2 separate regions of the Homo sapiens genome follow, and region 2 is linked to region 1. The links are chromatin loops, found by intact Hi-C in ENCODE. Cell type or tissue: heart right ventricle. All regions are shown on one strand.

Evidence for each region. A loop is a pair of places that touch in the nucleus more often than their neighbours do. Peaks named below come from ENCODE experiments on the same cell type or tissue, not always from the same donor. Only the 100,000 strongest peaks of a DNase experiment are listed, where the experiment ranks them.
Region 2: it touches region 1 in a loop (2.9-fold over the local background); 7 of 110 quality-filtered maps call a loop at or near these places.

The regions. Positions count from the first base shown.
Region 1 is chr4:176,381,145-176,389,144 of GRCh38, forward strand. It overlaps a transcript of LOC124900817 not described here. Among named protein-coding and RNA genes, the nearest start is that of SPCS3-AS1, 65 kb to the left of the region's middle. In heart right ventricle, no CTCF peak of the experiment used is centred here; no DNase peak of the experiment used is centred here; H3K4me3 peaks cover 1,035 bases; H3K27ac peaks cover 4,178 bases.
Region 2 is chr4:176,632,683-176,640,682 of GRCh38, forward strand. No RefSeq gene overlaps it. Among named protein-coding and RNA genes, the nearest start is that of HAFML, 18 kb to the right of the region's middle. In heart right ventricle, a CTCF peak has its summit at 3,448; no DNase peak of the experiment used is centred here; H3K27ac peaks cover 1,672 bases.

The DNA.
Region 1 (8,000 bases):
AGGTTTTTGGCTAGGAGCTGGACTCCTCACCACTGTCTCATTTCAGGCCTCCATCACCTCATTTTGGGATTATTAGAGGTGCTTTTATCCATTCTCTCCACTTCTCTGAAGTTTTTTTCCAGCATGATCCATCATGCTCTTGATTGCCAGATTGCTTGCTTCTAAATCACTAGATCACTAAATCACTGTATCGTTCCTCTACTTTGGAATCTAGTATGTATTATTTTTATACCAAACTCGAGCCACTCAGGTGAGCATGTAAGGCCTTTGTTTGATGGGCTTCAGTTTATTTATCCATATTTTACTACTTCTTACAAAGTTTTCTCAGATTTTCCTAAGCCAATGATGCTCAATCAAGCTTGTACAACCCAAGGCCCATGGCCACATGAGGCCCAGGGTGGCTTTGAATGTGGCTCAACACAAATTTGTAAACTTTCTTAAAACATTATGAGATTTTTTTGCCGTTTTGTTTTTTAGATCATCAGCTATCGTTAGTGTATTTTATGTTGGCCCAAGACAATTTTTCTTCTTCCAGTGTAGAATACAGAAACCAAAAGATTGGACCCCCGTGCTCTATATCTTTTGTACATGACAGTTCCTTCTCAGCTCCAGCCTTTCATACTGTTCTTAGAACATCTTTGACTGTCAACTCCACCTATCAAGCTATTCTTTTTCTTTTCAAACTCAGCTAAAGATATCGTCTCTGTGCAGCCACTGCCCTGCCCCTCACACTGATTCTTTTTGCTGTTGTTCTTGCTGGTTCATGAATTCTTCAGCCGCTATTTCATTGCTTTTGTCTGTCACACTACTAAAATATAAATACTTGTTCAACAAACAACTTCGAATTATTCTCTAGTTATTTATTTTTTCTTAAAAAAAGGGTTCAATTGTATCCCCATCTAATTTTTAGGTATTAATCCTTCTTCATCAGGTATTATATTCTGCACTTCCTAGGTGGCAGGCAGAATACTTGGTATTTTCATTTATGTCATATAATTTAATTTTCACAAAGGCTCGTGAGTCATGCAATATTTATCATGAGGTATACAAGATAAAAATGAATCTCAGAAAGTTGGAGTAATTTTGTCATGCATAAAAGACCAGTATACTGGCAGTTGTGAGATCTTTCTTGCGCCAATGTCCATGCTTATTTTCTTCTACAAGATGCTGCCATTATACTGGAAACACAATAGTGACAGGGTCAATGAATGAGACTCAATGCTAGTTTATGTTTATATGTTCTCTACCTCAAGAAAAAGTGTATCTATTCAGCATCATTAGTAAAGTTATTAACTCTAAGTTTTTGTTGTTAAAAAAAATTGATTCTGGACGAAGGTGTTATTAGCATTAAAGGCAGGGAGTCAGAGACACAGGCCTTTTATTTGGAATCTTGAGATTTCATCTAAGAAATCTTGCCCTTTTGATGTGACCTGGTTGAGATGCCACAACCCTTGAGTGTTGGCCTCCTCATTTGGCAGATGAGATTATCAGATTGCTGATTTCTGAAGTCCATGTTGGCAATAGTGGGGGTTGGATTCTATGCCTTTTTTTAATTACTGCACTCCGAGTTTGTTTTCTACAATGTACTCAGTTCTTCCTCCCCAATATAAACTGTATATAGCTACTTCCCATCATGATGTCCTCCTTCTGTTAGAGACAACTAGAATATGACACTTTTTCTCTGTTTTCCATCATATGGTTTAAAGTGCCATGTCTTTGCCTCTGAATTTGTTTTAAAAGGAGACATTACAGTATTAGTATCTTTATTTAAAGAAAATCTAACCTGAGCATCATTATTTATTGGTCAGTCTTCAAGTCATAGCTGTCATAATGTATTGGAGTCAAATAAACAAATTTCCATCTCTTCAGGTCCTGGACATATTTTTAAATATATTAATGCTATTATTACCATTGTTATTTAAAATGTGTTAAAACATTATCTTCATAGCAGATATCATACACAAATACTCAAGAACATACCTTCAGTAGAGGTAGAAATTAGAACAAAGTTATAGCCCTCTTTCCCCAGCCCGACAAGAAGGGGAAAAAGAAATAGAAATTTACCAATTATGTTATGATGCAAGGAATACAATTCTGTCCTAGAATGTGAGTTGTGTATGAACTTCAAAGTATGCACTAGTGAAAGTCAAAGCCAAATTAGTGAATTCATTTTATTATATTTCCCACTATTTGTTGAATGTATATTTTAAAACATTGATTTTTTTCCGTGACTGTTTTTTAGTCCTGAGAAAGGGAAATGATGCAGGAGGAGATGGTGAGAAAAGTTAAAAGAAACAATGGGTTGAGTCACAGTGCAAGGCTCTGTTTCATAGATTCCCATGTACAGCAAAAATGCTTGTAGAGGGAGATGAGAGGGAAAAAAGCCCAAGCTGATTTCAAAAATACTGTAGTAGCCAAGAAGAACGTTTGAATTTTAAAAAGCAAAATGAATGTCCACGTCATTACATACTGCCCCATTTCCTTGAATTATGGCCGTGTGAAATTGATTTCTGTGTAGATTGGATTCACTGGCAGTTTCCTTTCCTACAAAGTCCCACAGTTCCCTTTCCTTTCCTTTCCTTTCCTTAAAAAGCAAAGGTACCTCTTGGATTTACTATAACTCACAATGTCCATCCTAATAACGGGAACCAGTCTGACACGGCGTTTGATTTGCTGAACTTAGGTGGGCTTCTGAGACCTCCCCACTTTCTTCTCTGACGTGCACATTTCTGATAAGAAAGGCAGCCACTGCTTTAAAACAATGTAGCCTGAGTTTACACTGGCAGGTGGCTTTTCCTCACTGCTTTGGAAACACAGCTGCACATTCTGTTTACAAGGGTTTTCCACCATCAAGTCTCTGAAATTTTAATCTGGCTAACAAGCATTTTTACTGATGATAAAGTGAAAACTTCCCTCTGCTATAAAATGAAAAGAGGCTTTCTTCTTGGGAATCTAGATTTTGACAAGCATATTTCTTTTTTTCTATTGCTAACCTTCTCTCCTTTTTGCATGTGGATCTCGTTAGGAAAAATCATAACATTGGAGACATTTATTTTCTGATAAATATCGTAACCGTCATGCTAAAAAGTAGAGGTTTTTAAAAATAATCTCATGTTAGTCGTTTGTTGGTGATTACGGAGACTTACAAGCAAGGCTGCCTATCCACATTGGTTAAATCTACCATCAAGAAGGAAACAGATGTACCCAGGCATTTTCTCATTAATATGTTGATGCTTTCTTACTAAACTCCTTAATTCTTTCTAGGAAAAGAGAGAAATGACTGTGGTTTTAACCATAAGCATATCATCGTTTGCAAACCTGCCACTAACCTTAGCAGGATCTGGAGCAAAAGTACAAATGTAAACCCCATAATATTTGGCTAAATATCTAGCAATTATAAATCAAGCTAACAGAAAGTTTAAAAAATCTGTCCTATTTTCCTATCTTAACACATTTCTTTTCATGATGACTTGGAAGTATAGGTCTGAATTCAAACTTCCTGGACCATTCCAAGTCCTGAGCTGGGATGTGCTGGTAGACTTGGAGCTGGCTTCAGGCATATGACTTGACATTTTCCTTTCCCACCCTCAGCTCTGCCCCTCGCCATGAGAAGCCCCACATGCACAGGTGTGGACGCCCAGCCTGGATGCATTTCTTTCTTTATTATTTATTTATTTATTTATTTTTTTGAGATGGAGTCTCACTCTATCACCCAGGCTGGAGTGCAATGGCACGATCTCAGCTCACCACAGCCTCTGCCTCCTGGGTTCAAGCGATTCTCTTGCTTCACCCTCCTGAGTAGCTGGGATTATAGGCATGCGGCACCACACCTGGCTAATTTTGTATTTTTAGTAGAGAAAGGGTTTCTCTATGTTGGTCAGGCTGGTCTTGAACTTCCGACCTTAGGTGATCCACCCGCCTTGGCCTCCCAAAGTGCTGGAACTATAGGCATGAGCCACCGTGCCTGGCCGCCTAGATGCGTTTCTAAGCTCCATCCATACCTCCCTCATTCAACAAACGGTGGCTGCTTGGCCACCCCTAGGGCCTAAGAGTGCAGACACCTACGCATACTCACCTTTGGAGGGAAGAGTCCAAAACAATCCTGGAAACAGGCTTAGAGCTATGTGGGCAGGGAGTTGGGGGACTGGTATATCGATAGCAAAGTCTTGAAGGGTTAGTGTGGGCTCCATGTGGGGAGGGGATAATGTCTCCTTGGTCATATGAGCTCCTCAGTTCTTGTGAAGACATGGCCAGGGAAACACAGGGCCCAGGACAGGGTACTAGTTACTTGAATCCTTGTTACTTGTATCACAGTCTGTGTTGAGAATAGTTGGGAATATACAAAAACAAAGTAACAGTCATAAGGTAAGGGTGCTGCTTAAATTACCTTTAATTTGGGAATCTAAATGAAATAGACATAATAAATGGCTACACAAATGATGTTATTTAGGAGCAAGATATCCTGTCCCAAATATCAATTCCATCTGCAGGCCATATTCAGATTTCAAATTAATTACTGCTTTTGAGGCTCTGGCAAACAAAGTAGAGAATTTTTTTAGATATTGCCTCTATATCCTTAATAACAAGTTAATTCTTCCTCAGCACACAATTATGGGGCATCTGTATTGTACCAGGCATCATGCTGGGTGCTGGGCAGTTCACCAAAGAGATAAAAGAGAACAGATCCCATTCTCAAGGTGCTCCATATTTAAGGACATAATTTGATGGCTTATGGTAAGTGCTAATAAAGAAACATTTAAGACACTTTGGTATCTGAAAGAATTGAACAAATTTCTGGATGCAGGATAATGCAATGGTTAAGTGGATGGGCTTCGTATTCAGAGATCTCTGTTTAATTCCCAATTCTACCACTTACTAGTTTCAGTTACTTAATCATAAGCCTTAATTTATTTTATCTGGGAAGCAGATTGTATTGAGAAAACACATATGTTAGTGTAGGCCTTACTATGTGCAAGCTCTTTGGATGTAATGACAACAACATCATGAGGAACTATTATTAGCTCCACTGTACGGAGGGAACTGAAAGCACAGGGAGATTACTTAAAGTACTGAAAGTACCTTACTCATAGGGAATAATGGAACTAAGATGACAACCCAAGTAGTTTGACTCCAGCATCTCTAATTTTAACCACTATTCTTTACTTCCTTCTAAGGAAAAGTACATTTCCTGACACCTAGTAAGAGCACATTACACCATTATTATAACTATTGTTAGTGACTATACCTTGATAAAGGCAAGGCAAGCAGGTAAGGAAAGGCTTCACATCAGCAGTAATTAAGTTGTGCTTGAAGGAGGCATGGGAAGACCAAGCCATTTCAGGCAGAAGAAGCTATATATAAAGGTCAAAAGAGAAGGTGATATTGACGGGATACTGGGACTAGAGTGGATATTAGGAAGTCGTGGCAAATGGGGCCAAACCCTGGAGGGCCATATATACCAAACTAAGGAATCTGGTATTTATTTATTGGGTAAAGGATGAAAGAGTGGGTAGATGGCCAAATTTTAACGAAGAGAATATTGTTAGGTGACTTTCTACTAATCTGATAATTTGTCATTAATAAAGGAAGATAACTTTAATGATCTGCAACTCATGAATATGGGAACCAGTTAATTCTAAAGACTGAGAGTGGTGTTTGCAGCCTAGAAACCACCTTCCACGTGTGGGGAAACAAAAAAAGGCTTCAGCTGATAGGCTGATTGCATCTTCTTTGATCCAGTAACTATGAAGAAAATGTACCTTGCATTTGCTGCTATAGAATTATCTCCTTAACGCAAAGCTTCTTCGCTTTGGAACCCCCACACTCAAATGTTATTGAAAGGATGAACTGCTATGTTTGTTTCTGTTTGGACTTTTATCTTTTCCCATTTTGAAATACATTAAAAATACATTCCGTATAACATTTAAATGGACTTGCTGTAGGTGCAGGTTCTTAAGAATGCAATTCTTTTTATTTATTTATTTATTTATTTGTTTGTTTGTTTATGTATTTATTTTTTTATTATACTTTTAGGGTACATGTGTACATTGTGCAGGTTAGTTACATATGTATACATGTGCCATGCTGGTGTGCTGCACCCACTAACTCGTCATCTAGCATTAGGTATATCTCCCAATGCTATCCCTCCCCGCTCCACAACAGTCCCCAGAGTGTGATATTCCCCTTCCTGTGTCCATGTGATCTCATTGTTCAATTCCCAACTATGAGTGAGAATATGCGGTGTTTGGTTTTTTGTTCTTGCGATAGTTTACTGAGAATGATGATTTCCAATTTCATTCTTGATATAACATCGTCAAATATTTTTGAGGGTACTATAAGTGCAAGTTAGTGTACTAAGTATTGAGGGGGGAAGATATAAAGATAAAAGGCTAAGTTAATTAGCCATGTCATGTAATTATGCAATTTTTACAATTCAAATGAGTCCTGTGTACTCTGTCCTTATTTTCTGCTTAGCTCTGACTCATTCTTATTTTAATGATCCTGAAAAATAGCTTCCCAGTCTTTCCAAATATCTATTACCTCCCCCATCTCCCATGTCTAATGTAAAGCTAAATTGTTTATTTAACAATTGTGACTGAATTCAATGGATTTGTATAACTGTGTAAAGCTGGTCCAACTATTTCCCTAGGGGCATGTATCACAACATGAACTTTTTGGCAGAGTCTGTGTAGTGCTACTGTTTTTCAAGACCGTGTTTTGATTTTTAGAATACTCTAGTTCAAAATTGAACTGAAAGGTTCCAAATTGGAAGTCAAAATTTATGTGCTTCAAATAGTAAACATATGTAACTCTAATATGTATGAACACTATGTGTTTGCATGTGTGACAGTGATAGTGAGAGAAAAATACTGGAGAGAAAATTTTGGAGAGAAAATGATTGGTTCAGCGATTTTGACTGAATTGGCTTATAAAACCAATTCACTCCCTCTCTCACCAAAGAATGAGTGAGTTTTTGAGACTCAGTTCCTGTCTCTCATCTTCTTTGACACCTCCCCTGAATGCTTATCTTACGGTCCTACCATTTTATATTGAGTCAGTAAACAGCAATGACTGATTATTCTTCATAAAGTCCATTATTTCTTTGAATTAATTTTATTGGCTAATTATTATAGTGTGCATAGTTACAGTATATTTGTGTATTTTATACTAAAAGTAAAGACAATGAAAGCCCTATTATAAGCATCCTACACATCTATATTCTGGTATAGGGATACCCAACCCCTGGGCCAGGGACCAGTCCACGGCCTATTAGGAACTGGGCCACAGAGCAGGAGGTGAGTGGCAGGTGAGCGAGGGAAGCTTCATCTGTATTTACACCTGCTCTCCACTGCTTGCATTCCCACCTGAGCTCCGCCTCCTGTCAGATTGGCACTGGCGTTAGATTTTCATAGGCATGCACACCCTATTGTGACCTGCGCATGCGAAGGATCTAGGTTGTATGCCCCTTACGAGAATCTAATGCCTGATGATCTGTCATTGTCTCCCATCACCCCCAGATGGGACCGTCTAGTTGCTGGAAAACAAACCCAGGCCTTCTACTGATTCGACATTGTGGTGAGCTATATAATTATTTCATTATATATTATAATGTAATAATAATATAAATAAAGTGCACAATAAATGTAACGCGCTTGAATCATCTCGAAACCATCCGCCATCACTGGTCTATGGAAAAATTATCTACCATGAAACTGGCCCCTGGTGTCAAAAAGGTTGCGGACCACTGTTCTGGTATACCTTACAGTCAAATAATACTTTTCTGGGTTGGTTAAATTTAAAAAGAAGTGTGGTGTTTGATGAAGAAGAAAGACGTTTCATTTAGCTAAATAATATGATGAAACGTAGATTTGATCACACAAAACATTACGGCTCATTCAAGAGTTACTTGTGTGCATATTTGAAATAATGGGTTACAATTTTTAGGTTAAATAAAGAATGGAGACCAGAGACTGATCTCCTGAGAGAACAGGAAAGCATTA
Region 2 (8,000 bases), 250 kb after region 1:
TTTCAGGCATGGGCCACCACACCCAGCTCATTTTTGTATTTTTGTACACATGAGGTTTCGCTACGTTGCCCTAGCCTGGTCTGAAGCTCCTGGGCTCAAACAATCTACCCGCCTTGGCCTCCAAAAGTGCTGGGATTACAGGTGTGAGCCACCACATCCAGCCAAGATTAGTGGGATTTTGATGCCTTTTTGAGTGATCATCATTAACCTATGCAATGAAAATTCAAGCTCACTTTTCTGTCCTTTTCCAAGGAAGTCTCCTGTGTCCCTAAGTGAAGACCTGTTTGGACTTTTATTACGTGCTTTGAAACTCAGAGTTTATTGCTTTGGGGGACTGGCTTTCACCACAGGTGACTTGAGGGCTTGATAGGCTTCTGTAATTATTCCCATCTTTTCACTAACTTTGTGATATTCTTAGATCTGGGCAGAAAGTCTTTTGGCCAGCTTATCCCTCCTTGAAGTCTGTTGGCTGTTTACTATAAAAACAACGACAGCAGCACACACCAGGATCTTCCAGGGAAATCCAAAGAGACCTGAGACTTGTCTCAAGCTTTAAGACAACACCAGAAAAGCACCCCACAGCTGCTCTGAGACCAGTTGGGAGGATAGCTTTGTGACAGAAAGCAGGCTCTCCTTGGCTCCAAAGGGCACTGCAGCCCCGCCTCTGATTACCAGTATCCTGTAGGCCACAGCTGACTGCATGGAACCTTAGAGAGTATTGCCTTAAATTCAAACAAGTGCCTGGCAAGCAGGACAGACCACCAGTTGGGCTGGGGAGAGGGGAAACCAACCAGGTTCTATAAAACGCACTTTGAGGCTGGGCTTGGTGGCTCAGCCTGTAATCCCAGCACTCTAGGAGGCCAAGGTGGGCACATCACGAGATCAGGAGATTGAGACCATCCTGGCTACAGTGAGCCGAGACTGTGCTACTGCACTCCAGCCTGGGTGACAGAGGGAAACTACGTCTCAAAAAAAAAAAAGCACTTTGATTTTCTCTGCACACATAGAAAGTGGTATTATTATCCAGTGCATTTGGGGAAATGGAAAGATCTGATTGCAGCCAGAGACCACCTTGGAGCTTGCACCACTCTAGGCCCCACCTGGCCATACAGAAGCCCCAGAAGATCAAAGCAGTGTTATGCTTTTCCCACTTCTCTGCACATGGGCATCGGGGGGCATGATAATGGGCCTGAAGTAGAAGAGGGCTCATGTGCTCATATCCCTGGGTGAGGTGAACTCTCTTGAATCAAAGTTTCTCTCTGCAACAGAAAGGCTTGATTCTGTCTTAAAAGTACAGAGATCTCCCTGACCCGACGGCTCCCACTCTCCCCTGTGTTTGCTCAGTGCAGGCAGGCAGACACAGAAGACTGAAGGGTCTCACTAGAGGTATTAATTAAAAGAACTAAAAGAGGTATTAATTATTGAAGAACTCTGGGGAGATCAGTTGAAACTGCCAAGGTCTTCAAGTTTCATGGACTTTCTGTGGAGCGAGTTAGTCCTTGTTTGATCCAAGTGGATGGGGATGAGTCTCCTCTGGGGCTGACTTCATGATCCAGGCTCCTTCCCTCATGTGGCCCTGCCATTTTCCACACATGCCTCTCAAGGTCACCCTGGAGCCAGTCTCCAATCCACAGAGTCATCTTCAGAAAGTGTGCTGCTGCGTAGAGAGCAGATCTTCTTTTGGCTAAATTTGCCACTTTTAATTTCTTCAAATCACATCTTATTCTCTTACTATCTTTCCAGTAGACTCAGGCTAAGAGCCTCCTTGTCCATCACCTGGGTCTCTGCTGTGAATGATTCCTCCCTAGTACAACTTCCAGGATTCTCTGTCTTGGTCTGTCCTAAGTCAGAAAAAAAAGGCCTCTGGGTGTCTGTAGGTAGAGTTCAGTTCTCAGACTGACAGCATCTGTAGTTGCAGGCCTGTGCTGGGAGATAGTCCTATTGCTGCTAACACAAAAGGTCGGTGGCTCAGGCAGCCCTGGAAGAGATATGGGGCTACTCAGGTGGAGAGAATTACACTGCACAGCAATGCAGGGATGGTCTTCTTCTGGGGCATTCCAGCAGCCATACCTCAGGGCACCATGGCCCAAAGTCATGTTGCAGATGAGAAGTTGCTGAGCACCAACAAGGAAAAATGCCTGGACCAGTAGAGCTGTTGGGCAGAGCTTCCAGACCCAAATCCTACTAGTCATACCCTTATGGGCGACGATGTAGCTCACTGGGTGGAGTTAATGATGTGGGGGCTGGAAAGGGCAGAATGGCAGGCTGGAAATTCAGGTAAGAGTTGAAGTTGTGGTCTTGAGTCTGAAATCTGTACGACAGACCAGCAGGGTGAGAATTTACGCAGGATTTTTATGGTACATTCTTTTTTTTCTTTCTTTTTGTTGTTGTTGTTTTTTTTAAGAGACTTGGTCTTCCTTTGTCATCCAGGCTGGAATGCAGTGGTGTGGTCATAGCACACTGCTGCCTCGAATCCCTGGGCTCAAAAGATCCTCCTGCCTCAGCTTCCCAAAGTGATGGTATGACAGGCATGAGCTCCCACACCTGGCCTCTATGGTACATTGTTGAGACAGAATTCCTTCTTCCATCTTTCTACTTTTTGATGTATAATTTTATTTCAACTACACTGGAGAAAAGGAGGACTTTCAAAAGTAGGAAAAATACAATCTCTAACAAAAAATAATAGTGTAAAATGGCAAAAAGGAATTCCCTCTTCTGGGATTGACAGAGATTTACAATTCAGAAGTAACCTGCAAAATGTAACTGAGAAAGCTCAAAGGAAGAGACAAATTCCCACACTTGATCTAACTCTGAAAGTACAGTTTAGGTAAGGGATGGCCTTACACGTTGACCCAGGGCAGGCACACAACATGTCTCCAGATTGCAAAGCTCAGCCTTGGGAAGGGAGAGAAAATGATGAAAATGTTCAAACCTTAGATTTCCTGCAGGCTTGACAAATGAAGCCTGACATCTCACCTGATTTTGGGAGTGTCTGCTCTTCTGCAGCAGGTCTTATTTTAACTATTTGATCCTAAGAGTAGGGATTTCTCAGCACAATATAATTGTGACAAAGCACTTGCTCTGACGCAGAAGCTGTTGACCTGGTTGGTGCCAAGGCCAACTTTGAGCAGATTTCCTGCGAGCAGATGGGTCAAGGAAAGTTTTTCACTGATGAGTAATTTATTTAATATTGCCACATTGCCCTCCTCCTTTTCTGGGAGTGCCGTTAACAGAATGCTCCCTAGACTTGCCTGAATGACATTCACTGCCCCAGTGTGAGAATATTATTATTATTATTATTATTTTGTATAGGATAGGTTTGCTTGTTAAGGATGTTTTGTTATTTCAGCAGCCTTCAAACATGTAATAAATAAATTTCCCTTGGGTTGGCCCTTCCTCTCATTTCCTGAAGGAGGAGCTGATTGTTCTCACAGCTCCCCTGGGATATTTCAGGCCGTCTTCAAATGACTAAAGTGATGATGACGTCATTCCCTTGTGCACACCATTCACGTAGAGAACCCGGGGAAGGTCATTTATAGTATCAGCATCAAGGCTGGGATTGTCTGCCCTGGATTTCTCTGAAGCTAAAGAAACCACCACATGAAGTTTCCACAGAATATGGTAGAAGAGGCTTAAACTCATTGAGATGCTCCTTTAGAATATTTGCCTTGCATAGTAGCATCTAGAGAAGAATAAAAAGACTTGATTATTTCCGAAGAGAATGAGGACAGTGTGATTTCCAACACAAAGTGCAGCTAGTTCTGCCTGACACTGGACAAAAACCATTAAGCAGATAAGCCTTGCAAACATAATGGACATTTCTGGAAGATGATGACTTCTCTTCAGTGCTATGTAATTAGATTTGAGTGTATGAAGCAAAGGTGCTAAAGCTATATTGCTGCCCACTCAAAATGATTGAATGATTATGCAAAATTTATTCCTCAGAAGTGTGGGATGCTCAGAGCTCAATTGCTTGCAGTCCTGAAATAAGAAGCTATAATTTGACAGTCACTTAAACTGATGTTTTTTTCAATAATAATGAATTGTTCATTTTGTAAATGAACCCCAAATCCTCAGTCCTGGTAACTGACTAAACATTCCTGCACCCTAATTTCAGGGACATAATTATGTAATTATGAAGTTATTAAGTAAAGCCAAAAAAATATAAATATAAATGATTCTGAGGGTTCAGGGGGTTTATCTAACATGACAACATTATTGGAATTATTATTAACGTGAGTTTCTACAACATTTATTTCCATAAGTGTTCCAAATTATTGTGCTTTTTAAAGTTTTTCTCCAGGGAGAGAAACAACAAAAAAGGGGAGTGCGCTAGAAAAAAGGCTCTTCCTATTCTTTTCCTGTTCAAAATTTTAGCTGATTTGAATGCTACAGATTTATCATTTGGTGAATCCTATATGTTCTCCTTTTTCACTCCAAATCAAATATTTTATTCTTTTTCTATTATCTACAGTATTAAAGTATATTCTATTATATTTAGAAAATATAAATAAAATAAAAGAAGAAAAATATTCTGAAATTTGAAACCAATATTGTTAAACTTAATTTTATTATGAAAATAAACCGGGCCAGGTGCGGTGGCTCATGCCTGTAATCCCAGCACTTTGGGAGGCCAAGGTGGGGGAATCACGAGGTCAAGAGTTCAAGAACAGCCTGGCCAACATGGTGAAACCCCGTCTCTACTAAGAATACAAAAATTAGCTTGGTGTGGTGGTACATGCCTGTAATCCCAGCTACTCGGGAGGCTGAGGCAGGAGAATTGCTTGAACCCAGGAGGCGGAGGCTGCAGTGAGCCGAGGTTGCACCACTGCACTCCAGCCTGGGCAACAGAGCAAGACTCCATCTTGAAAAAAAATAAAAAAGAAAGAAAAGAAGCTCCACTCCAATTACATTGAATTTTACAGATATTCTTTAAAGTATAGCAATGGCATGCCCTTAGCCTATTAAGTGTATTTGATTGATAATTTCAGTACATAATTTATTCTCAATGCAGGCTTAGGAGTTAGATCGCCTGGGTCAGATTTTGTGATTCATCCATCACAGCTGTGTGACCTCTGGAAAATTACTTATTTTTTTCATGCTCCATCTTCTTCACCTGATATAATGAAGTGTGGATAATAGTACATCTACTTTCTAGGGTTATTATGAAGATTATCTGAATCAATTATTGAAAGTACTAAGAATAGTGCTTAGCTTATCCTAAGAATTCAATAAATATTAGCTATATTGATAGCGATTACAATAGTAGTGTGCAAAACGATACTTAACTAAATATCTTAGTAGATACAGATAGCTGGGTGAGGTCTAATTCTTGTCCTCAATGAGTTTATAGTGGAATAAGGCAAATAAGTGAATGACAATAATATAAAGATGAGAAGAAAATTCTGAAGTATTTGATATTATGTCGGGGTTAAAGAATCATTAATCCAACACACATTCTGAGGTACCCGGGGATTTTGGTACCTGTGACAAGTTTTGATAAATCTAATATGTGTTGAATTGCTTAGGACAAAATTTTGATTTGAGAGGGTTCAAGAAAGCAAGAGACTAGAGGTACTTGAGGCATCCAACTATAAACCATTTTATCAAGGAATTTTGCAACAATGGGAAGCAGAAAAATAAGGGTAATGGAGAAAAAATGTGGTGTTCAGATGTTTGTTCTACTTAAGATGGGAGATAGAATCATATAATTTAATGATGAGTGACTGATCCAGTTCAGAGAAAGAAATAGATCATGAAGAAGAGAGTAGAATTGCTGGAATGATGTCCTCTAGTAGGTAAGATTGGATGAAATCTAGAACATAAGTGAGAAGTTGGCCACAGGTAAGATCAGGAGGGCAACAGCTTAAAAGGAGGTAATTTTGGTATAACAGAAGCTGGTCAATGCACAGATATTGCGAAGAACATTGTGGCAGTGCCCTTCTGATTGCTTCCAAGTTTTCAGTGAAAAAAAGTAGCTGAAAGTAAAGATTGGAGATGAAATATTAGGTGTTCTAAGAGGGAAGAAAAGGTATACAACAATTGTCTAGGAGACTGAGGGTGCATGTGGGAAGATGATGAGCAGGTACAGACTTGGGTTTTATCAGGGTTAAAGTGTTTGCCAAGAGTGCATATGAGCAACAAGGGAATAGTTATAATTAAGAAGTATAAAATTTAATTTAAATTAGATCAGAGAGATATGATGTCATTAGGAGGTAGCTGGTTAATGGTTAGCAATTCTCAACAAGCTAAAGATAGTTGTAATCAGAGGGAATGATAAAGAAAGGTCTCATAGAGTGGAATGCGTGGAATTGATATTTTAGAGAGATTGTGGATATTGAAACAGACAAGGCCCAGAATATGGCCATGGGAGTAAGAGAATGAGATAGGTGGAGTAGGAGATCCTTCATTCACTTATTAACTAAATATTATAGACAAGAAGATCAAAGAACTGAGAAGACAGGATATTATGTAATCTATATGAGTTTTGGTGTTGTAATACAGGATTGCAAAGAGTAAGAGTCATCCAGGAAAGAACTCTTAATAAAGACTTTTATTAAGAGTTTAGTAGGTGACGGCCATATGGAGGGAAGTGCATGGAGTGTGCTGATGCGTAAGCTGAAGCTAAAGGACTTGAGGGGGGTAGAGGGGAGAATGGTCTCAAGAGTAAGGCTTCCTTGGTCTGGAGGTGCCAGGGATGTGGCCAAGAAACAGTCATCTCTGAAGTGAGCCGATTAGAAAAAGCCATGCTCTTAAGAGAAAGCCATATTTTGGTTAGAGTTAAGTTTAAAGATAACAGCAATTTTTCTGACTACTGACTTTAAATTCTGAAGGGTACAGTGGAAGAAGGGTTTTAGATGTTGTAGAAGAATGGAGAGAAGTTAGAAAAGGCAATGTAGGTTAGAATCTGAAGGATGACATGACTGGGGAGACCTTGAATTCTTGCGAAAAGCAAGATAAGATGATTTCTCAATATTTTATGGCAGAGAGTGATAGTGAGGCCTGGATTGCTGGATGGAAGGAGAGTGAAGCTCTTGTCAGGAGGACATGGAGATCCAGGAGGTCCTCTTCATTCAATAATGATGATGTGAAAGAGGGAATGAGTTTTCTTTTTCTTTTTCTTTCTTTTCTTTTCTTTTCTTTCTTTTTTTTTTTTTTGAGATGGAGACTCGCTCTATCACTCAGGCTGGAATGCAGCGGTGCGTGCCATCTCGGATCACTGCAGCCTCCATCTCCCAGGTTCAAGCGATTCTCCTGCCTCAGGCTCCCAAGTAGCTGAGATTACAGGCACCCACCACCATGTCCCCCTAATTTTTGTATTTTTAGTAGATACAGGGTTTCATCCTGTTGGTCAGGCTGGTCTCGAACTCCTGACCTCAAGTTGTCACCTGCCTTTTCAAATCCAGAGAAACAGAGTTCCTGAGATTCCTCTGGACTGGTGATGTTGCCAGGAGGTGAGAAGATGCACTGGCTTCTCTGATACAGTCAGGCAAGGCAGGTAGGCAGGTTTGACATAAATCCCGGGTCAAGAATGGCCATCAAGGTGACTTATTCTACACCAGGGTCCTAGGGTTTCTCCATCTTATTACTATCAACATTTTTTGCTAAGTAACTCTCTGTTGTGGGGGCTGTCCTGTGAGTTCTGGAATATTTAACAGAATCTCTGACCTCTACCCACTGGTTTTCAGTAGCACAGTCTCAGTTGGGACAACCAATAATGTCTCCAGACATTGCCAATGTTCTTTGGAGAGCAAAAAATCACCTCCAGTTGAGAACCACTTGTCTAAATCTATGTAAGGAATCATGAGAGCATAGGAGACAGGGCAGTAAACTTTATTGGGATATATCAGGAAAGGCTTCACACAGGAAGTAATAATTTTCTGGGCAATCCAAACACTTGGGGAAAGAATTCACAGTGAGGAAATATTAAAAGAAACTTGATGTTGCTGTTTATTAAGCTAATTGAGTCATTAGGTGGGACCGTTTCTAAATGAGTGGGT